Linked DNA regions of Mus musculus: all the other regions are linked to region 3. The links are chromatin loops, found by intact Hi-C in ENCODE. Cell type or tissue: heart. All regions are shown on one strand.

Region 1 (8,000 bases), 150 kb before region 3:
ATTTGCTAAGATTCCCATAGCTCTTTCCAATCACTGGAAAGATGGTAGCTGGTAACTGGCACTCCGGAGATCTGCAAACTTGCTGTCATTTTACCTACTTTTATTCATTGAGGATGGGGTAGTGCTTGCTTTTTCTAGTTTGTGTATCATGTTGACCTGCAGTGTGTGTGCGTGTGTCTGTCTGTGTGTGTGTGTGAGTGTGTGTGTACAGTTTTACTTTGTGGCTCAAACTGGCATCAAACTTGCAGTAACTCTGCCTTAGCCTCCTGAGTACTGAGATATAGATAGACATTAGCCACCAAATGTGCCTTCTCCTTCGGGTTTAAGTCAAATATCTGCAACTCAGCTCTCATGGATCAGAAAAGCTGCTGCTGCTGCAAGTACTTGGCAGTCACTCTCATCCTCCACATTTCCTTCCAGATAATATACTCTCACTCAGAAATTCCATGAGTTTCTCTCCTTTGGCATCACCATCTCCTCTACATACCTGAGCTGATGAACACATTTCTAACAGCTACCTCAATATCCTTCGTTGTTGGTTCCACATCTACATACTTTCTGGGATGAATGTTTTTCAAATTCCCCAATCCATTTTATGTCCTAGTGATATATAAGTCAATGCTAGGTCTTAGAAAATGTGTACTTGGGGTGCTAGATTTTGCTGTATTCCTTAAAAAATGCCAGGCAACAGTCAAGTGCCTTGGAATTAGTTTAGTCCTTTCCCAGGCTTGCCTTTAAGTTTGTTGCAGTACGTCCAGGACAGTACTAATTTACTTCTGCCAACACAACAGCTTTAGATGGAAAAAATCTTTTCAGCTTCACCTGAGTTTCAGCAATTACTCATTGTATTCCTATGTGGGGAATTTCTCCTTGCTCTCAAGTTAAACTGCCTCACTTGTGCACATAGAGCAGCACTCAGGAAACCAAAGCAAATACCAAGTTCCTCCTCACCTGTCTGCCTTCCAAACCCCAGCTACTTATTCTGTAACATTTTGCCATAATTCAGTTGATGCCAAAACCAACCAACCAACCAAACAAACAAACAAAACTTTTAGAAAATCTAGAATTTTATTTAATGTTTCTATTTTAAAATGTTGTAAAGAGATTCTGGTCTCTAATTTGAGAGATACTTTACATGGCATTGGAAATCTCACTAAAGTGAGCTGACACATGTGAATGAGCAACAAACTGCTTGCTTTATGAATATTGTCTTCTGTAAAGCATGGAGTTATTTACCAAAGGTTACAAAGCTGGAGACAGTCCAGTTCTCTCTCTTCATTTCACTCACAGAATGCCCAGTTCCGAGTTTTCTGCAATCAGCTTTTGGTTAGTTAACTTCAATGTCACATAGTTGTGCAAGTTTTAAAAATTCTTGTTATAGGTATTTGTACAAGATGTTAGTAAATCATATTATTTAGAAGTCATTCTTAAAGCACATCTCTCTGTTGGATAGGAATTACATTGACTTTGAAAATTGTTTACCTATATCAGACTCTCTCTCTCCATATATATGTATACACACATACACACACACACACACACACACACACACACATACAATAAAGCAATTAAGCTCTGTAAAACATAGTTTTAAAACCGACACTAAAACTTATACTTAAGATGCTGCAGAGATGGCTCAGTGATTAATAGCGCACATAATGCTCTTGCAGAGAGCCTAAGTTCAGTTCTCAGCACTCAGATTGGATGGCTCACAACAGCCTCTAACTTTAGCTCCACACTGGGGCCTGAGGCCCATGAACTCTAAAAACACCTGAACTCACCTACAACTAATTACCTCACACAGCTACCCCAGCTCCACATAAATATATGCACAAATAAAAAATCCTTACACTTAAAAAATAAGTTAAAAAATAAGTATTATAGCCAATGTAGACAAATATATTTGTGATCTCATCACACAATGTTGTCTGTGGCCCATTGGGTCTTTGAGATCCCACACTTGCTAAACTGGCAGGCCAGTGAATCCCAGCAAGCTTCCTGTTTCTACCTCTCTAGGACTGGGATCCTCACACCTGTGTGATAAATACCTTTTCAAAGGAGCCATCTCCTCTGCCCTTCTATCTGAGCATTTTTATAGATTTGTATGTGTCTTTTTTTTTTTTTTTTTTACATTTCAAATCCTCTGCTCTACTGAAGTTTACAGGGCTCAATAGCCCTTTGGCACAACCATTCTCTGGGAAGAACTTCCATGTCCCATTCAAATGACACTTCCTGTCATAGGTTATTACTGACTTTCTTACTTAAAACATTGGCACTCTGACATTTCTCTCTTATTTTTTTAAGATGTTAAAAAGCCTTACCCTGTAGAAAGCCTCACCAATAACTTTCAATAGGCTGTCATAACATAACTATCCCTCTTCTCAATATAAGTTTGAGAATTCTTTTAACTCACACTGGCCTCATCTGCATGTTATTATCATTTACTAAACATTTGTATTTTCTAAATCACTAACTACAATTAGAGCTCCCTTGGACTACACAGAAAATGGCTTGTGGTTATTCCTTTCTATTCACAACTCATAAAGCTATGTATAAGGACCTTTTGACCTCATCGTTAATTCTGTTCTTTCTTTTCATTCCCAAAACGAATAATAATTTCTAGTAGCATTTCTTCATTTTGAGTAAAGCTCCTTAAAAAGTGTTCCATGACGAAAGACATTTGAGTGGAAGATTATAACAGATAAGCAGCATGAAGTTAAAAGGGCTGTTTGTTAAGCAATTGCTTAATAGGACATAGGTTCAGAATTCCCAACAGATCTTAATATCTGAAAGAAATGTCTAGAGGGCAGATAGCAATTACACTGACTAAATAAATGCCATGCCTTTCAAATTTCTAATGGCAAGTAATGAGCTTAATGTAGTTATCCGTTAATTCTGAACAAGTGGTCAGACGACTGCTTTCTTCCACTCTTACTTCCTCAAATTTTTGGATCATACTCAGGGAATATCTATTTTAAGGAACTGCTCTGGAAGGCCCTATGTTTTATGCAAGGAATTGCTATTTTCCCAGATGAATAGAATATCCATTCTACAGATCCAAGTTTCCATGACAATAAAAACAAAACAGTCATCAGCACCAACGCGATACTTGATGGAAAATGCAGCTGCAGCTGGAACAGTGCAGTCTTTATCCTGCTGCTCTGCAAGCATAGTCGCTGTACTCCCCAGAGCAACCCAATGGTTCTACAGCAGTCTCCACCCAGACCCACACAGCAACAGCCGAGTGTGCTGACCACCTCCAACCTGCCAATCATTCGCCGTTCTCAAACTCATGTAAACACATGAAAAGGTTCAGCATTATGCTACTGGCATGGTGAATTGTAAACTAGGAATGCTTACAATGGGTTTGAGTATTGTAGATTTAGCCAAATAATATTTTAGCTTATATGATTATGAAGAAAAATTTGGGGAAAGAAGAACATTTACAGTAAGGAAAAAGCTAGGTAAAATTCATTCAGATTATAGAAAGACAGTGCCCCCTTGTGTCTTGGAAGTTCTTCCTCAACTAAATGTTGTAGTACTTAGAGTCCTAAGCTTTGGCTTTAAAAAAAATTTTTTTTAAATCTCATATAAATTTAAGAGAATTTGATAATTAGAAGTTATTCTAACTTAAAATACAAATTTATTATAAACACAGTGACTATTAAGTATGTGATTTTTAACAAGAGCTCTCTATAATGTAAGGAAAATATCATCTAATAAATTTACAGATATATTAGTTAATTTTATTTAAACTGCACTTAATATTGAAACATAGTGACAAAGCTTTAAAAAAGCAAAAAAGAAACCTGTGACCATCAGCTACACTCTCCTTTGGTACTGGTTCCTCTGTAACTTCATGACATTAATTATTGATTATCCTCACCATACTATATAAAAAGCTCTGTGCTTTATTTATATGAAAAACAAATTCATACTAAATGGAGAATATAAATGTAAGAGGTACCCATAATTAATACATCATTTTTAAGTTACAAGCATTGCAGCACAGCATCAAAGTCGGTCACTGAAGCATAAGGATTACTTTGTACTGGGGAAGGATGCACACCTGTAATCCTAGCATTTATGAAGCTGTGGAAGGAATTCAGGGTTTAGGGCCAGCTGGGGGGAGGGGGGCGACTCTGAAACAATCATTTTATGTTTAAAGTATGAATTCTTGAAATCATTTATCTGTTTAAAAGCAGAATTTCTCAAACAAACAAACAAACAAACAAACAAACAAACAAAAACTCCATATGAAAACCCTAATCTCTTCTTGCAAATAGGACTCAGGCACCACACCCAGATAAAGTCCTCTGCTTCCTTAAGCGTCTGTTCTTCCTTATAGCAAGGCAGCTCCAGCCATCCCTTTCCGTTTCTGATCTCTGGATGCCTACAAGCTAGTCTGCTACACATTAGGAAACTTTTGTTTCTCTAGTTATTCTGTCCTTAGCCGGGCTATTTATAAGACTCTAGCAGGAGAATCTAATATAGGTGAAGACGGTTTTGTTCCTTATTCATGAACACAAGATTGCTTTTACTAAATTTATTTGTTACTTATATTTGGTGGTGGTGATGGTGATGATGATGATGATGGTGATGATGTGTGTGTATGTATGTGTGTGTGTGTGTGTGTGTGTGTGTGCGCACGCATACATGTGTATAGAAGCCAGAGTTGATGGCAGGTGTCTTCCTTTATCACCTTACATTTTAGTTTTTTAGGTAAGGGCACACAGTGAAATCTGAAAGTAACCAATTTAGTCATACTGGCTGGCCAGTGAGTCCCAAAGATTTTCCGATTCCTACCCCTACCCTACACACAAGTGCTAAGGTGGCCTCCAACACCACCACACCAAGATTTTCTATGAGTCCTTGGGACCTTCTTTCAGACCTTCTAGGCAAGCTCTTTATTTCTCCAGCTCTCAACATCAATCTTAAAAACTCATTCAGAGATTTTCCCATTTAGGTTTTAAACAATCTTTTTGGTTACTGTTTTAATTTTGTAAAGTCCTACACTTAACAAAAAAAAAGTTACAAGGACAGAAACTTTTCTTTCTGTACCATTTTAAAAGTCAGTTGTGAACATCATTCTACTGTCTTCAAACATCTTTAGTGTGTACGTGAACATGTGTGCTGTACAACAGACCAAAACGATCTAATTAACCTTTCTATATTTACTGTTTAACTCAGATATTGCTCGAGTGGTCTTGTAATAACTTTTTAGGAAACAGCCTGTACCATCTTAGGCTCTCTTACATGTCCTAACTGCTGTGACCTTGCTGTCACAGGCCAAAGCAGCTCTCCATTTGCCAGAGCTTTCCTCCAGAGTAGCTCAGGCTATGCAGATTTGGAGGTGTATCTCAGGTGATGTGACTTGCTGCATTTATTCTGTCAGGAAGTGAATCTGAATTATCAACTGTCAGTACATCAAGACAGTATCTGCCAGTGCTGACCAACTGCAAAACTACCTTGTGTAACTAACTTGTAAGTATTTCATTGGAAAGTAAGAATTCTATTTTTCATAATGCTTTTGAATTAATATCAACACAACTTAGCTATTTTATAGAAGGGCTTATAAATCTATAGCTACTGTTCAGTATTTTGCCTCACAAAGTGCATCAGGTCAGTGGCTTCCCAGGCCTAAGAAGCTGTCATCACTCTTTGAGCACATCCTTTCCTCACAAAAAAAGGATGCTCCTCACTCACTTTCACTCTTCTGCCATGGCCCTAGACACAGCCATTTCTGAGGGGTACTGGCTCCTTTAGATAGAGAATGGTATACAGATGCCAAAATCTAGACAGAAGGAATGGTACCAGGGTTCTGTGGCTTTCAGACTCTGTGAGCAGACCGTGGGTGACACAGGGATATATACACATCCCCACATGCCCTAGTTATAGCTATGTACTTCCTACTAGTATTTTGAACGATGAATTCAAACTAATATCTCCATGCAACACTGTAAGATTCTTTCTAGTTTCCTTTCTTCTGTATTTATAATTTTCTTCTTCAAAGTCAGATACCATCAATCTGTAATATATTTTAATTACTTGGTCAACCTCTTTGTATATAACCAATTGTTACTTGCTATCTGGAGCTCACTAATTTTCAGCTAGTCTGGCTAGCCAGCTTGCTCTGAGGACCTCTAATCTTCATTTTCTAAGGTGATAAATGCAGTAAGGTGCCATGGCCTGCATTTATGTGGATTCTGGAATCTGAACACTGGTCCTTGTGGGAAAGCACCTTTAATGGCTGAGCAGTCACCCCAAGCTCTTTTTATCTTTTTAATCTTGAGGAAGTACAACCCTTTCTGTGGCCATAGTAAAACAAACAAACAAACAAAAATAAGCAACAAAAAAAAAAAAAAACCAAAACTGAAACCAAAGCCTACAAGCAACCTAAAATTTGTTTACCAATAGTGACAGAGACAGTAAATATTCTAAAGATATCTAAAATAATGCAATATATTTATAAGCAAAGATCTCAGGAGTGGGAATGTGGGTTGACAGTTTAAACACCTTAAAGGGGTATGTGACTTAAAATTATTTAGGTAAAAGTAGAAAAATTTTAGAAAGAGGGCTTTTGGTTTTTGTTTTGTTTTTTAAGCTTATCATAAAAACCTTTCTAATAGAGCTGACCACAGGTCGGATAGTTCCCTTAAGAGAGAAGAGCCACCTCTGATCACAGCACAGAGAGACATAAAGCTACAGAGAGAAAGCAAAGGGAAATACTGGACTTGGAGTCAGAAGTCACAAAATTACAGCTGGAGAAATCACAAAGAATGGAGAGTTACGGTGTAAAGTGTTAAGTCCTGTGTAAATTCATTACCTGAGCCTCAGATGCCTCAACTGTAAAATGAAAAGAAGGAAGTCTGTATCACTGGCTGTATGAACTTATTATAGGTAAGACTTAGCGTCATATCTGGCCTAAATATGACTAATATATACTATTATAGCTATGTAGCACATTGAGATCAGCAAGGCCAAAGTAAAGGACAGTTTTATTCGATATAACATCTATTCATGAAAAACCTAACCCATGATGTTCCTTTTGGACCCCCAGTCCTTGGCATACTACACATCACATATAAATATTTATTGAATAAAAGATTAGAAATACCATAGGATTACTAGATGGTGAGCCTTTTAAAAAACTTTTTAAAAACTTCTAATTCTTGGTAATGATTTTCATAATCTCTGGTTATCTCCTTTTTGGTTTATGTAAAAAGTGTACCTGTTGATAGGCGTAACAATTAACTTCCAATCTAGTTGGTAACACAAGAAAAACATAGCACAATATATATAACAACAGAGAATAAAAGCTCCATGAAATTGTGCCAATGCGTCTGTTCAGGGCTGTTCAATTTCTTTAAAAGTATTTGCGAAAGCAAAAACTGGTAGACAAAGACTGCTTGTGATACTTCATAAGAGAGGCAAACACAAGGCAGGCAACGATGGGAAGGGAAGCTTGGAGAAACTGCTGCATGCTCAAGTTAGACCAATCATACGGCACAGAAGAGACTGAGCAGGACCCATGAGTCCCAGGAGTCAGAAGAGACAGCACTGTATCTCTGTTAATTGTGTTATCAGGCAGAACTCACTGCATATGTTACAAACCCAAAACCTACAGAGAAGATAATGAATAATTTCATGCATACATATTAGAGAACCTTAAAAAAAGCCTCCTTAATTTGAACTGAGTAATATAATTATTAGAAATTATTAGGAAGTAATCAAGACAGATAAAACTTTAAATAGCCAATATTAAATTGCTATAAATAAGTTAAATGCCACATAGTAAGTGAGAAAGGAGCACTATATCTATACCTTGGGAAGTTTTTCAAATTTATATTCATAGATGATGCTTGTTCCCTAACTGCCTCAACTTCTTCTGGCTGAGTCCCAACAGCAAACATTTATTCCTCACAGTTCTGGAAGGTGGGAAGCTCAAGTTCTGGATACTGGAGATCTGCTAGCTAGAGGGCAGTTTCCAGGTTCCCTGA
Region 2 (8,000 bases), 130 kb before region 3:
CAGACAGTTTACTTAAGATTTTATGTCAAGTCCTAACTGTTAGAGACGCTCCTGATTACGACTTTATATTCTGGCAAAACCACTATAAATAAAAGTATTACTAGATAAAAATGCATTCCAACATCGAGGCTACTAAACATCATATTTTAGCTTGTCTACCTTAAATCACTCACATTACATTATAGCCCATCATTGGACAAAATCTAGTGCAAAGCCTATTTTATAATAAAGGTATATCTGACAGTATTTTCTATTAACAAAAAAATCTTAGTGGCAAATTACCCTTAAGTTATTGTTAAGGTGATGTGTTTACAGCTTGCCACCTCTGTTCAACTTCACCAGGATAATGTTAATGATATGCTACTAGCCTAGGAAAACATCAAAATCAAAACTCAGAACCGTTTCCCTGAACGCATACTAAACCTTATAAAGTAAAAATTGTAAGCCAAACAGCAGGAAGACAAGGACAGCCTGTAGTTATGTAGCTTTTATCAAGCTAGATAAAACCAGTAACTAGAAAGAATGTTAGCATTTGTCCTAATTCATGGTCCTCCTCTGCAGCCTGACACAGCTAAAAAGCACTAAAACACTGTCTAGTTATTTTTCAAGTATTCAGGACATGCTTGACAAGGAGATATGCCAATTCCAAAGTGTGGCAAGGGGCGTTCTGATATGTGTGTGTTGTTAACAGCAGGCACCAAGGATGGATGCTCAGGGGTTCTTTTCATGAGGAGGTAAATGAATTCCATTCCTTCAGCAAAATACGAGTATGAGAACTGAAGTTCAATGGTAGGATATGTGCTCAGGATGCACTGTGTTTAATGTCCAACAACAAAAGGAATAAGTCAAAGTAATACAGAGCTGAAGTGACCTTGTTTCACAAATACAGGAACAATACCACTCTCAAATAACAAAATGAGCAAAAAACACCTCCAAATAAATTCCTGAAATGATTTACACAGAAATTTGCTTTTCATGCAGTGCTGTGTTAGAGCTACTGCAACAAAATGAAATAAGCTGTAGATTACTATACTGATTTAACAGACAAGGGGAAAAAGAAGAAAAATGGTCACTGGTCTTTTCCAAACCAGCAGGAACAATTCAACAGTGTTCATGGCTATAACTATAGCATGTCTTACTGACCAACAAAAAACATTTTAAAAAGTTTGCCTGTTAATGATGTTTCAGGAAGTGAGGTATAAAACTGAACTTTCAATTGTTTAGCTGGCATGAATACAAAATGCTATTCAAAGGCAAAACAACAGAAGAGCTCGGGAGTCAGGCAGAATCCCATCTCTGTGACATTAACTTTGTGACTTCTCAATCAATCTCATAAGTTTTCTAAGTGTTGATTTCTTGATTTGAAAGACACATCTCACTGGCCCACCAACCAGGCAGCACACACCAGCTTATATGAGGCCCCAACACACATACAGCAGAGGACTGCCCGGTCTGGGTTCAGTCAGGGAAGATGTACCTAACCCTCAAGAGACTGGAAGCTCCAGGGAGTTTAGAGGTCTGGTGAGGTGGGGGGGTGGGGACATTCTCATGGAGACAGGGGTGCGAGGAGGAGATATGAGATGTGGAACAGTCAGAGGGTGGAACAGGAGGAGAATAAAATCTGGGGTGTAAATAAATAAATTAATTAATTAAGAAAATTAGAAAGACACATCTCAGGCATCTGAAGATTATATGCATAAGACATATCTGGCAACGTACACTATATTTTTTCACATAATTTAATATTAATATAAAAACATTCTAATCCAAAGTACTCAAATTAAGACATTTTCTAAAGCTCTTATCTTGACTTGTAATCATTACTGATCTCAACTACTGCTTTAAAAGATCAGTCTTTCATATGAAAACTGATGGCTATCTTTTTTTTTTTATTTAAACAATTTTTATTAGATATTTTCTTCATTTACAATTCAAATGCTATCTCAAAAGTCCCTTATCTCCTCCCCAAACCCCCTCCCCCCGCTCCCCAACCCACCCACTCCCACTTCCTGGCCCTGGCATTCCCCTGTATTGGGGCATACAATCCTTGCAAGAACAAGGGTCTCTCTTCCCAATGATGGCTGACTAGGCCATCTTCTGTTACATATGCACCTAGAGACACGAGCTCTGGGGGTAATGGTTAGTTCATATTGCTGTTCCTCCTATAGGGTTACAGACCCCTTTAGCTTCTTGGGTACTTTCTCTAGCTCCCCTATTGGGGGCCCTGTGTTCTATCCTATAGATGACTGTGAGCATCCACTTCTGTATTTGCCAGGCACTGGCATAGCCTCACAAGAGGCAGCTATAAGCGATGGCTCTCTTATGGAAAGAATTAAATGCAGGTATGGCTTAATGTATTCCTCAACTGTCTCCCTTTAATACACCTTAGAAAACCAGAATACAATCAAACCAGAAGAGTTAGTTTCTCTTCTGTTTGGAAAGATTTTTTTTCCTTTCCTTTTTCTATAGTTAGTTGTACAATGTTTAAGAGAAATTCATTTTGTACATGATTTTCAGACACTTCTCTAGACTCCACAAACAAACCAAATGGTCAATCAAAGTCAGCTGTCCTGTGCATTATAAACCAGACACAGACTAGTTTAGCAGTGATATATATCATCATCGGAAACCAGAGCTTCTCAACAGTTTTAGCTGATGCAGCACTTGTGGTCATGTAAGACATATATCCAAATTGAGCCTTTCACCTGTTACGGAATTTTACCCTAGAGAGGTGAGAATGTAAGAAAAAGACAGTCATGTGTTTACTTAGGTACAACATATTGCAAGTCAATTGAAAGAAAGATTTTCTTAAATTCAACTTTGAATTTAAACCAGTTATGTTTGCTTTGCAGCAAAGATATAAAGAACAGCTGCATAATTAAGTTGACCTACAGACAGAGTTTCATGGAGAAACTTCATCAAGGGCAAAAGAGGAGAGCTATAGTGAGAACACTGCTGAATCCAGAAGCAAGATGAAAGCTGTAAATTTGCAACTAGTGTTCACACTTACCCAATAAACTCTGGTGAATTATGTGGCTCCTCCCTCTAAACCTCAGCCTATTCAACTGTGAGGTTTGAGATGGAACGGGAAGGAAGTAATAATCACTTAGGAAATGTCTCTCTCCTAAGTGCTAGGCCACGCTGAACATCAGACACACCCTCTCATCACATCAATCTCAAGAAAACAGGCCAGAAGTGCTATCTCCATTCAGAGTTGAAGCATAGGTCCCAAGGTGACATTTCTCCAAACTAAAAAGGAACATGGGCAGCAAGCACATGAAATGTTGCCTAGAATTATTAGTCATGAAGGAAATGCACATCAATATTTCAGGGAGGTCTCCACTTACTATGATGTTTAAAGTTAAAGATGAATTTTGGAAAAAAAATATTAAGAGCCGAAATGAGTTTGTAAAACTCTGGCAATTCCTCATCTGATTCAATAGAGTTGACCTAGGTATAGTCATGAGCTAGACAATAATGAGTCAGAAAACAGGGCTTTAAGTGCCATCGTCAAGTCATAAGGAAATGTGACAGTCATGTGCTCACTGTGATGTGGGTGCAGCACACCTGTCCTGTGCTGCCATGGTATCAAGGTCCAGCACATACAACTAGGGAAAGTCAGCCCATCATGCCCAACAATGCGAGGAACAAAATAATGTTACTGTTTGTTTACTTTTTACTATTAATTTCTTTTGAGGTCAGGATCTCACTGTGTTGACCAATCTGGTCTTAGATTCTTTAGCTCAAAAGATTCTCAGCCTTTGCCTCTCAAGTGTGCACAGGTGTGGTAAATGCCTCCATATTTGAGAGTATCCCTTATACTTTTATAGTACACTATTAAACACCACAGTTTTTAACTGGCAGAAGCCTTATTCGTCTTCCATTTTTCACATCTTTTGAATACATCAAGAGGCCACACTGTTTAATTAAATATATTCTATGTTTGTATATAAGGACATATTTCTCAGAATAAACTTCACTTAAAACGATACATAATTATATACAAAAAATTGGAAACATGTCTACAAAAGTGTACACTACACTGGTAACAACCAGAAGGTAATACAAATCAAACTTTAATTAAATGATGGGTAGGTAAATAAAATGTCATATATTCATACAAGGGAATATAGTCATAAACCCTGGAACCACGCTAAGTGAAAAGAGCTCATCAAAAACCATTTCATTTATGATTTGTTATGTACAATGCCCAAAATAAGCAAGTCCACGGAGAGAATGAAACTAGCTGGTGCCAGGGCTGAACGGAATAGAAATTCAGTGCTCGTAAGAACGAGGTTTCTTCTGGAATAGGTTTCAGTGTTCTGAAGCCAGACAGAGGAAATGATTACATAAGTCTGAAGATATTAAAAACCATTGATCTGGGTACTTTAAAAGGGAAAATTTTATTATAGTGTATCATATCTCTATAAAATTATTATTCAAAACACTGAAGCATAGAATTGTAATAGCAGTTACCACAGAAAAATAAGAAAAAGAAAATACAATAAACTCTCTGAGTTTCAAAGGTTTAAAAAATAACACTTTTACAGAGCTATCGAATGCAGGGTCAGAGCAGTGACAGGCCTGCATGAAATGCTACTTCCTTTCGCCTTACTCAAGTAAACAAGTAAAGAGAGCTAAATATGGCTTTGATTCTAATCCAATAATTAAATGAAACTACCTATTTTTTTCACTTGAATAGCAAGTAACTAACCAACTCCATGCTTATAGGTATCTACTATTAATATGAATGAAAATGTACCAAGAATCTGTATCTGAAGCTGACTTAAAAGCAATGAAAATATACTCGAGACAGCCAGTGAGCTGTGTACACCTCAACAGAAGTTCAGAGTTCCCCATGTAATCAACCTACTCATCCCAGAACACAATACAGCCTCATCTATGAACACTATCTCCTTTTAAAAGCAGAACACTACTTGTTAAATGAGATTAGTAAGCTCATTTAATTGCTCTGATTTCAGTTAGATAATTTGATGTTAAGGAAAAGTACTTAATTTAAAATTCCTCAAACAAGCAAGCAAACAAATATGAAAAGATTCGTATTTGGCTAGGTATGGTAGCCCAGACCTTAAATAAAGTCATTTAGGAAGCTAAGGTAAGAGGATCCAGCGGTTAAATGAGGCAAGCTTGTGCTATACAGAGAGATCCTATCTCAAACATTTTAAAAATTAAAAAAAGGATAAAGCAATCCTAACACATGGTTCTCTGAACCAAAAAAAGAAAAAGAAAAAGCTAACACTGACCATAACAGAATCTTCTATGCCAATCAATTTATCACCTCAGATGCAGTGAATAATCATATTAGAGACACATCTCTCCATCAGCACTTTGCCCCTGGGATGCTCTCTGCAGCTGTTTTTACTCTTTCACTCCATGAGATCACTAAGCAGAAAACTGACCTTACTTCTAATTACACTCCTGTGTTCACTCATTCACCAAAACACAAATGTTCCTCAGACTCAACAGGGGATCGCAGTGTACTTGAACCACTGTTGGAAGCCCTGGTAAGACAATCTTAAGGAGATCAACTCTAAGGAAATATAAAATTTCATACACTGAATTATGGTGGTATTTCTGTAAGTGGTACTCTCTCTTAGAGGCTGCATTTAGTAGTTTACATTCTTGGATGATCAAAAACTATTAACAGTGAAAATGTTCACTAATCACTCCTTTCTCCTCAAAGTTTATTAGAATTTGCACATTTGAGGTATTTTATAAATGTTTAGTAAGTCTATGGATAAAAAAGGTGAGGAGAGATTTGTTTCCATTTAAAAAAGGGTGTATACATTGCCCCCAAACAGACTATAATGTTGGACAAACTCAATCAAAGATTATTACAATGAATCTCCATAATCTTTAAGTCACCCACGGGGGCCTTATCAAAGGAAACTTCCAGTAAGCATAAACGACTCACAGTGGAATGAGAAAGATGATCAGATAACAAATCAAGACTGGGAGATGATACCTGTTTTAAGGTACGTTAGCAGATAAGACAGAATCTGACCAAGAAACTAGCATTATCAGAGAGAAATTTAACTTTCAGCAACTGAGCTTTTTCTAGTAGGTGAATAAAGGGGAGGGGTAGTTTGGAGTTTTAGGTTTTGGGTTTTTTTTTTCTTTTTTTGACTAAATGAGCAATATTCTCCAGTAACATGGAGTTAGAGTATGCTATACTAGATGCTGTGTGAAAACTCAGAGGTCTTTCAATATACCTGAAAATAATGCAGAGATCAATTACATATTACATATTTACTTATAAGGTTTAGTATGAGAAAAGAGGTAGTGTTTTTTGCTTGTTTGAGAAAGGGTTTTAGATAGCTCAGCCTGGGCTAAAACTGAAACTTGCTATACAATTGAGGATGACCTCAAACTTCTGATCTTTCTGCCACAACTTCCCAAGTGCAGGAATTATGGGAATGTGCCACTATGAACAGTTTATATAATGCTGAAAACTGAAGCCAAGACTTTTTGCATGAAATGCAAACATTCAACCAACTTTACCAATTCTCTGGCCCTTCTTGTTTTTTAGGAAGCATCTTTGAAAAGTGGACATCAAACTAAAGCAAAACCAAAAGAAACTAGTCAGAACCTGCTTTTAAAAATCAGAGTAAGCCAGGAGTGGTGGCACATGCCTTTAGTCCCAGCACTCGGGAGGCAGAGGAAGTGGGATTTCTGAGTTTGAGGCCAGCCCAGCCTGGTCTACAAAGTGAGTTCCTGGACAGCCAGGACTATAAAGAGAAACCCTGTCTCAAAAAACAAAAAACAAAAAAATCAGAGTATATATCTATAGTACATTATAGATATACATAATATTTATTTAAAGTGCTACAAGATAAAATCTTCAACTGTTATTATGCAGGTAAGTATTTTTAAGTATAGGATATTCTATATTTATCAGAAATACCACAAGTATTCAATTCATCTCTGAAAAGAGACAACTACTTGCTTTCTAGAAATTATTTTGGATTGAAAAGTAATAGAATAAAACTTAGTCTACCATCAGGGCTGATCAGAGGCTCACTGTTAGGCAGTATGCTGTTTGGGTTTAAAAGCTACTATATAATAATTTTCTATTTTCATGAATTCTGTACTCATTATAACTGCAGGTTCACCCAGTGTAGTAGCACAAAATCAATTCATTTGCTTTTTGCTTTAACTTCACTTGATATATATCATATTTATGAATCCAGGAAAATTAAACTTACAGAAATACTGAAAACTTTTCAGCCTCGTTGACTTCTGAGCTATCCTACTGGAGAAAGAGCAGAGCCTCAGACCACACTTCTCAGGTTTCCCTGCACACCAAGGCCATTGATCCTAGGCTTGTAAGCATACTCTCCCAGTGGAATCTATGTGACCACTGTATTCCACTCTCTCATCCAGCTTGTAATTCTTCCTGGTAAGACAATGCGCAGCCATCACAAAGTATAAAATCATGATGGTGTGGCCAAGTAAAGGAAAAATTAATAGTTCCGAGAGCTAGGACTTAAGCACACTGAGGACATTATTGCTGGGAGACCAGCACAGGAGACCAGCGTCCTGGGATGAAGCTGCCTGTGCCTTCTTCATTTTTGTCAAGGAAATGAAACCTATCACCTGCCAACACTCAGGAAACTAAGGATCACTATGGAAATCTGACTTAGTTCACAAAAAAGTCTTAGTAATTCAGCTCAGAAATCTGTCAGGCAGCCCAGAATGCTAGGAAAGCAAACATAGCCAAAGATAAACTATAACCCTAGTTCCCAAATCTGCCATACACATACCCCTCAGGCTTGGACCACTTTCAGTATTATTTATAGGTATACTCATTAATTAATATTTTCTTAAATTTTTTCTTAAATCAAGTCACTAAAAATGAAAATGTCAAGCCAGTATGGAGCAAAGGAGAAGCAGAAACAGAGACAGAAGCATGTGAAAATGTTCAATAAAACAATGGAAAAGACATGTTAATGCTGTAAATAAAACTGTCCTGCTCTGTT
Region 3 (8,000 bases):
GCGAGTATTTCCTCAAGAACACTACAACTAGCCTTTAGGTTACATGCAATCAAATTGCTTTTATTTTCCTCTTTGATTTGTTAAATGACATGCTTCAGTGTCATAGTTAAAAATGGAGTTCAGCTAAACTGATGTGTGATTTTCAACAGAAACATTTTTCTAAACATGAAGTAGAAGTAGAATAAAATGTTAAGCCAGTTATAAAATTAAGCTAATTTCCAGGCTTTCTGCTCTCACAGCCCTCTGGAAAGCAGCTATGATTTTGCTAGGGTAAACGAGAAGCACTGCTCTAGTGAGCAGTGACTGAGCGGCTCCTGCCCAGACACACTACAGCCAGTTTTCTCAGGACCATGCTCTCAATGCTCTTCTCCCCATCTCTTGGACACTGAAGAATAAGTTGAAATGAAACAAATTAAACTTCTGTATCCCTGCTCTGGAATACTTACTTTTAAATTGTAAGTTTTTTTTTTTAAAGTGGGACACTATTTAGTAATATGACATAGTTTACCAAAAGCAAGCAAATTTAACATTAATAATATTGCTTAGGAATCTAACTTTAAAAAATATCCTAATATAATTTGATTACAGGACAAAAATTTGGCCCTATGTCATTTAAAATAAGACCTTATTTTAATATAGAATTATCATTTTAAATTAATATCCACAAAATTACTTATTTCCTACAGTGTAAAACCCATTTTTTAAAATAAATACAACTTATTAATTATTGTTTGACTCAATTCTACTTTTTATGCACATAGATTAAACAATACTTTTATCCATTTTAGAGCCTAGGATTTAATAACACTAATGATCTGAAGATATATTAAATGTCTGCATATATAAAAGGAACACCCGTGAACCACAAAGCTTTCTTCAAGCACTTTTCTAAATACAGTCATGACACAATCCATCATGCTCAAGACAATTTTCAATCTTAACATTCACAAAAAGAGCAACTTTAAGTCCATGCTAAAATTCTTTAAAACATCCAAGCAATCTTCAGAACAACTCTCCAAGTTTGAGGCGCTAGTAGTTTATAATTGTAACCGGACAGTGTAAAAAAATGGTGTGGCAGGCACTAAAATGCTTTATAGACTTTTCTACTAAAATATGTCAGTGCTCTGAAATAGAAATTTCTGATTTTCAACATCGTCTTACCTGACCCGCTGAACTGACTACTTCCCAGTGTTGTTGGTCTCGTTTTCCCACTATTAACAGGTGGAGAAAACATCTGCAAAATAACCCAAATGTACCTATTAATCTTAAAATTCTTCTATATTCCTTGCAAAGAAAAGTTCACCAAGTGTCATCAATTAGGTTCCTAATTTTCATAGAGAATTTGAAATAAAAATGGAAGACCCATTCAGACCAAGGCTGGCAATAACAAGTGATATTATTTACTAATATTGCTTGAGAGAACCGGTGACATTTGCTATGAAAACCCAGCCACAGGCAAGATTACAAGATAATTAAGTTTAAACAGTAAATTTTTACCCATGATCTTCACTTTGGCCCTAAGTGATTCTCATTACATTAACATTACTTAATAAGCACTTGCAATCAGAATCATGTCCGATGAAATTACCACATACAGGAAAGATAATAACAGTTCTAATACAGCAGGTATTGGCCCTGCCTTCTAGGAGCAGTTAACGTTGAAATTCAATCCATTAGTAAGAAATAAGGGCAATGGGCTCTATAGCTTCACCTTTTATTTTTAAATCATTTTCCATATTACATATGCAGACGGCATATGTATACTTAAAGCAGTCAGCTCACAAGGCTGGGAATTCTAGCGCTGGGGTTGGCTTTTTTGAAGCTGGCATCTCTCAGGTACCACAGGCTAAATGAAGTCGTGGGGAGGGAAATGCTGAGAAGTCTTCAGGAAAAAAAATATTTTTTTTCTTTCATATAAAGTCTAAAATCTCTAATAATTATCAGAAGGGAGTGACTCAACCAGAGCTCATGATTACATTGTTCTTCTTTTAACTAGTTAAATCAAATGACCCCTCTGGCATTAAAGTTTGAAATCTGCAAGTCTAGACATTACATCAAAGTTCAGGTGTCCAACTTGGGGGAGCTGGACTCCAGCCCTGAGAACTAGCGCTGAAAAGCAGATGGAGTTGCCCGCTGCCATGTCGCTTTCCCCCCTTTTCTCTCTTGCTCCCGATCTCGGGAAACCTCAGCAGAACCCCAAGATGCGGAGGAAAGCTCTCATACCGCACTGAAGTCCAGCAGGTCGCTCAGCTCCTTGTCGGTCCCTATCGCGGCCATGCGCTGCTGCTGGGGATTCATCTTCAGCCACTTCTAGCAGGTCCTAAGGCAGAGAAGACAGGCTGAGCCGCGGACACCCGGACGCTCGACGTGAGAAGGAGAGAGAGGGAGAGAGAGAGAGAGAGAGAGAGAGAGAGAGAGAGAGAGAGAGAGAGAGAGAGAGAGAGAGAGGCAGCGCTCGGGGTGGGGGGCGCCGAGCGACACGCCAGATCCCCACGCATACCCGAAGGACAGTGACGGAAGCCGCTCCGACACGGGAGCCCACGCGTGGCTCCGTGGCTCCCGCAAGTTTCCAAGGTGGCTCGGCTTCGGGGTGCCCCCGGGGAGGAGTACGGAGCGAGCCCGCGCCCAGCGAGGGAGCGAGAAAGCGGCGGCGACCCGGAGACCAAGTGACTCACTCGCTCAGCAACAATAGAGCTGACAAGTTGCGGGGAGCGCGCCGCTCGCAGGCCCGCGTCTGCGGCCCGGACGTCCCCAGCGGGGGTCCCCGGCTTGGTTGAGAGCGCCCCACGCGCGTCCGCGCCCCGCAAACTCCCGCCCGGCCTCCACCTCCCACTTGGGCCGCCCTGCCCCGGACTCGCGGAACAATGAGGCGGGCTCGGCGGCTCCCCGGCCCCGAGCGCCGAGCCCCGAGCGCCGCGCAGGCCGAGCGCCGCTGCCCGGGCCTGGACCCCGCAGCTCGCGCCTCCGCCCCGCCGCGCGCCGCAACTTGGACGCGGCCCCGGGCTCCGCGCCGTACAAAGGGACCTGAGTTCCGCACGTCCCGCCCGCCGCCCGCGGTTACCTGCCGCCCGGGCTCCGCATCCAACCTTCCCGATTAAAGTTCACTTTGGCCGGGAGCGCGGGCTCAGGCTTTCCCCCTCCCCACGCGCCGCCGGCGGCTGCGTTGCCTCGGGCCCCCGCGAGTGCTTGAGTCGGCGCGACTCGGGCGGCTCTCGGGCTTAGCCGCCCGTGGCTCCCCGGGCGGGCTGGCTGTCCCCCCGATAGAACTTGTGGGTCTCCTCAGGCGGACATTTTTTTTTTTTTCCGCTGAGGCGGCCTCAGCACCGAGCTCCGCTCGCCTCCGGATCCCTCCGCGCCTCAAGCGCGTCGGCTTAACCCCTCGCTGCCCGGCGCGCTCCCGCCTCCCGCGCCGAGGAAGTGGGACCGCGGAGGGGGCGGGGAGGCACGGGGCGGGGCGGAGCGGCGGACGGACAAAGCCCACGGCGGGCGGCGGCCGTCTCCTCAAGCTCACTGCGCCCCGAAGTGCCGCGACGGGGACGCAGCTGGGCAGCATCTGGATCTGCCACCCGCAGCCATTCCGGAGCTCAGCCACGCCGGACGCGGGAGGCGAGGCCGGCTGTGGAGCCGCAGCTGTGGTGGGCGGACTCTGTGGGAAAAGCGCAAAGCCCCTCACGCCGCGCTCATCAGCTTGCTCACCTGAGCGTGCCGTCCCACCTGAGCCCCGCGCTGCAACACCAAGTTCTGGGAAAGGATTGCGCCTGGCCTTTGCTGTAACCAGAGAGACAGCCCCAGGAAGTTAAGTCTTGATGAGCAAGTTCCGAACTTGGCCTGAAGAAGCCCCAAAGAAAAAGGGGAAAAATTCGGCCTTGGAAGTTAAGGTTTACTTGAGGGGAAGCTAAGGTGATTGTGTTGAGGTCTGCGAGCACAGAGAAGACCAGCCAGGCCCAAGCAGAAGAAACACTCGAGACAAGCATCCAAAGAAACGAATTGAAGACAGTGGCCAACTCTTGAGTATCCTGACTGTAAGAAGGAGCCGTTGGCCTCAGAAGTTCATATAAAGAAGATAGTTAAATGTGCCATTGCTGTACTTACTGCAACCAGAGCTGTCCAACCAGAGAAGCAAATTAAGGTTTATATGTGGGACCTCCGTATAGACCATTCCAGAACTAATGGTAGCCTACTCACCCCCAAAGCCAGTCCCACTTAGGTACATACATGCTTTGGCAACTTGTGGAGTGTGTCTCCATCCTAAACAAAGTAGCATGATTTCACCTAAAAAATGATAACGATCCCGTTTCCAACTAAGACTAGCGGATGGTTAACCCACATACAAATAGGCAATTTGCTGAAGTCTTTGAGAACATTTTTGCAAATGCTATAAAAAAAAAAAATGAATGTCATCTTCCAAACTCAAGATCTAGCCAGAGTAAATCAAACAGACAAGAAGAAAGTCTTCGCAAGGAGAGATCTGATCTTTGATGATGTTTCCAATATAAATCAAACAGTTCTGAGCCAAGTCTAGCATCATTGATTAAATGAACAGGGTTTGGTTATCCGTAATTTGGTGTATACAAAAGTGAGGCAAAAAGCAGTCACAGAACAACCAGGAAATTTGATTAGGTAACTGGTAAAGCCATATTTCTGTGGTACAATCTCTAGGGAAGATGCTGAGGTTTGGTCTTCTGCTATGCATTGTAATACTAACTACTGGCCTGGTTGCCCCCAGGGATGAGAGAATCTGCACTTAGGTAACCTTGTCCCCAAGTTATCCCTGATTGGTGAATAAAGATACCCACTGCCTATGAGCAGAAGAGAGATAGGCAGAGTTTTGGTTCTTGGGCTTGGGGTTCCCAGTCAGGAACCAGGAGGAGAGGGTAGTAGGTAGAGAGAAGAGAGCACACCATGGGGTAGGTGAATCATGAAAACATGGCCATGAGAGCTGGCCACTTGGAGTTAAGGACAGCCAGATGAAATGTGGCAAGTTACAACTCGGGGTTATTGATAGGGAAGTAGACATAATAGCTTAGAAGGTAGATATCTGACCAGATCTAGTACATTAAAGGGTCATTATAAATATAAAAGTTGTGTGTCTTTTGTCTGAGAATTGAATGATCAAAAGCAGAGTAGAAACCCCTGATTGAGATAAATAATTACTACAAGAAGAAGGGGTGGCATGAAACCATGCGAGATGTATGCTGTTTCCAAGGCAAAGGAGAGGCAGCTTATACTGCTCACACAGCTATTTTAGAGGACATCAGAGGATTCACTTTGAAAGTCTGACTGGGGAAGGTTTTCATATCTATTGTGGAAAATTCAATTTTATTTTGTGTGTTGTTTTGTCATTAGATTGTGAGTTCCTTGTGGGTTGGTACTGATAAGCACCTAGCATTGTATCCAGGATACTAGACTTGATGGTAACCTGAATTTATTTCTTCTGTTTTAAGCTATATCAAGTCATTCTATTATAGTTACTTAATATGTAAATATATTTCTGTACATGTGGCTTTATTTAAAAGAGAGCTAGAATTTTGAAATTAGAGGATGAAATTTTTTATACTTTCAAATGGTATCTGTGTGTTTCTAAATAAAGAAATAATATTCCCATCAATAATGGGCCAAATCTATTCCTGAAAAATATGGAAGACTCAATATTGAAAGTGGAGCTTTAGGGCTGGGTATATTGCATAACCCAAAGTGGGTTGATTTGTTTCTTGGGTTTGAGGGTGGGGGTGGTTGTTGTTGTTGTTGTATAATTTTGGGGTTGGTTAGTTGGTTGGTTTTGTTTTTACTTTTGTTTTTTGTCTTGGCCCCACCTGAGTCCTATCCCTAGGAAGTACATGGTTGAAGGAGATACCAAATCCCAAAGTTGTCCTTGGACTTCTATGTACATTCTATAGTATGTTGTTCATGCACTAACACACATACACACAAAGTAAATAAATGTAAAAAATATTTAATCTGAACTTTATAGCACTTATTACATTATTTATTGAGTATGCTGGATAGAGCTAGAATTCTATTGAGAATATGAGAAAGAACTAGCAACAAAAATCCTGTTAATTAACAGTAAGTACTAAGTTAATATCAATAAGTAAATATTGAAAAAATATTTAGCACACATTTCTTACATGGTCAAGGTATGGTGTTAAATGCTTTTGGAACCAAAAGTCTAAAATCTACCTTGTCCTCAACAAGATTGTCATTCAAAAGCTTTGCTGTCCTACTGTAGCTTGCCATGAGCAGACACTGAAATTCTATCAGCATGGCTTCCATCTCGCTCTGCACAGAAACACATATATGTTTAATAAACAAGTTATCCTGACAAACATTCATAATCAAAAGAAAAGCTTCTAAAGCAGTGGGCTTTTTTGTTTCCTTGGGAAATTAACTTGACCTTGGCCCCTTTTTAAAAGATGAATGTTCTAGAAAGCTCAGAGGAGAAGAAAGAGAAAAGAGCTACTCAAGTCAAGCTAGAAGTGGGTATAACAAATTGCTATTAGACAAAGTGACTGGTCTCCTAGTATTACTAAGATGCAGGGTTTGTGCTTAACAACTCTTCTTTCTATCTGCTCCATGGGGGAGCAGCTGACCCCTTAAGCAAACAGAAACAATTTTATGTAACAATTTATTAAGTCATACCTTTACTTCATGGCACTCCTACCATGGACCAACTGAAAACTGAGCTTGTTCAAGCTATTGTAACATGGAGTATACAAATCACCATCAATAAACTCATTATTTTCTATCAGAATCTCCCCGATTCCTGAGAATTTGTAATGAACACTTTATCTTCTCTTTGAATGCCAATAAGTTAAAATAGTTATCTATTCCTTCCTAGGATCACTTATACTCATTTAAATAATCGGATTGCCTTGTACAAATGTTATATTCAGGTTTCAGGAAAAAGTGAGTTGGGTGATGTCATGATTTGAATCCATAGACTCCTTTTTGAATGTTTGCCCTATAAGGAGTGGCACTATTAGAAGGTAGAGGTATGACCTTGTTGGAGGAAGTGTGTCACTGTGGGGGTGGACTTTGAGGTCTCATATGCTCAAGCTGTGCCCAGTGTGGTACCATCTCTTTTCTGTTGCCTGTGGATCAAAATGTAGAACTCTCAGCTCCTTCTCCAGCACCATGTCTGCCTGCACGCTGCCATGCAGCCCACCATGATGATGATGGACTAAACCTCTGAAACTGCAAGCCAACCCCAATTAAATGTTTTCCTGTATAAAAGTTGCCTTGATCATGATGTCTCTTCACAGCAATAGAAACCCTAACTAAGACAGGTGGTGAGTAGAAACCCCGTATATGGAAACTGAGACTGAAGGGGGTCAGTCCGAGCTAAAGACCCTGTATCAAAAAAAGGGAGAAAAAAAAAAAAACAGAAAAAAAAAAAAAACAGAAAAACCCTGCTTGCTTGGTTTTACTTTTTGAACCTAATATACAGTACAGGCTGGCTTCAAAACTCCCATTCCTCTTGCCTCTGCCTCCCAACTACTAGGATGGCAGGTCTGTGTCCCGACACCAGGCAAAGCACCAGAATTGAGGAGATGGTCCCAAATAATCCATCTTAAATGCAATGCCCTCTACTGCCACCGGGTTCTTTCACTTCATAAAACATCCATCCATACAAATCAAAATCAAAACAAATTCAAACATCAGAAAAAAAAAACCAAATGTTTTATTATACTTAGCCATACATTTCAGTTTCAATAAACACTTGGAAAGTGAATGGTTAGGGCAGGAGGGATGGCTCAGCAGTTAAGAGCGCTTACTCTTCTTCCAAAAGACCTGGGTTCTGATCTCCATATTCCCTTCCCTACTTAGTGCATCCATGCAAAACACATGTTTATGATGGTTCAAGAGTTTTCCATACCACCACACTTTTTATTTCTCACTTTCCTCACTTTTTTTTAAAATCAGTACTAGAAGTTAAACTCACACATGCTAGTGCTCTGCCATTGAGCACACCTCCTAGCCCTAAACAGATGGCTCTATGG

The links. A loop is a pair of places that touch in the nucleus more often than their neighbours do. Peaks named below come from ENCODE experiments on the same cell type or tissue, not always from the same donor. Only the 100,000 strongest peaks of a DNase experiment are listed, where the experiment ranks them.
Region 1: it touches region 3 in a loop (2.4-fold over the local background); 6 of 42 quality-filtered maps call a loop at or near these places.
Region 2: a loop joins it to region 3, with 5 times the contacts of the local background. A loop is called at or near these places in 3 of 42 quality-filtered maps.

Annotation. Positions count from the first base shown.
Region 1 is chr9:71,956,714-71,964,713 of GRCm38, forward strand. All of the region lies in intron 5 of Tcf12 (transcription factor 12), which reads right to left. Among named protein-coding and RNA genes, the nearest start is that of Tcf12, 150 kb to the right of the region's middle. In heart, a CTCF peak has its summit at 3,505 (motif pointing left); a DNase peak (open chromatin) is centred at 3,158.
Region 2 is chr9:71,977,684-71,985,683 of GRCm38, forward strand. The region is part of intron 5 of Tcf12 (transcription factor 12); the gene reads right to left. Among named protein-coding and RNA genes, the nearest start is that of Tcf12, 130 kb to the right of the region's middle. In heart, no CTCF peak of the experiment used is centred here; no DNase peak of the experiment used is centred here.
Region 3 is chr9:72,108,515-72,116,514 of GRCm38, forward strand. It overlaps Tcf12 (transcription factor 12), which reads right to left and starts at 3,305. Exons shown (of 21, transcript NM_011544.3): 1 at 3,062-3,305; 2 at 2,224-2,320; 3 at 1,162-1,234. The coding sequence starts at 2,298. In heart, no CTCF peak of the experiment used is centred here; DNase peaks (open chromatin) are centred at 2,257, 2,807 and 3,367; H3K4me3 peaks cover 3,091 bases; H3K27ac peaks cover 2,439 bases.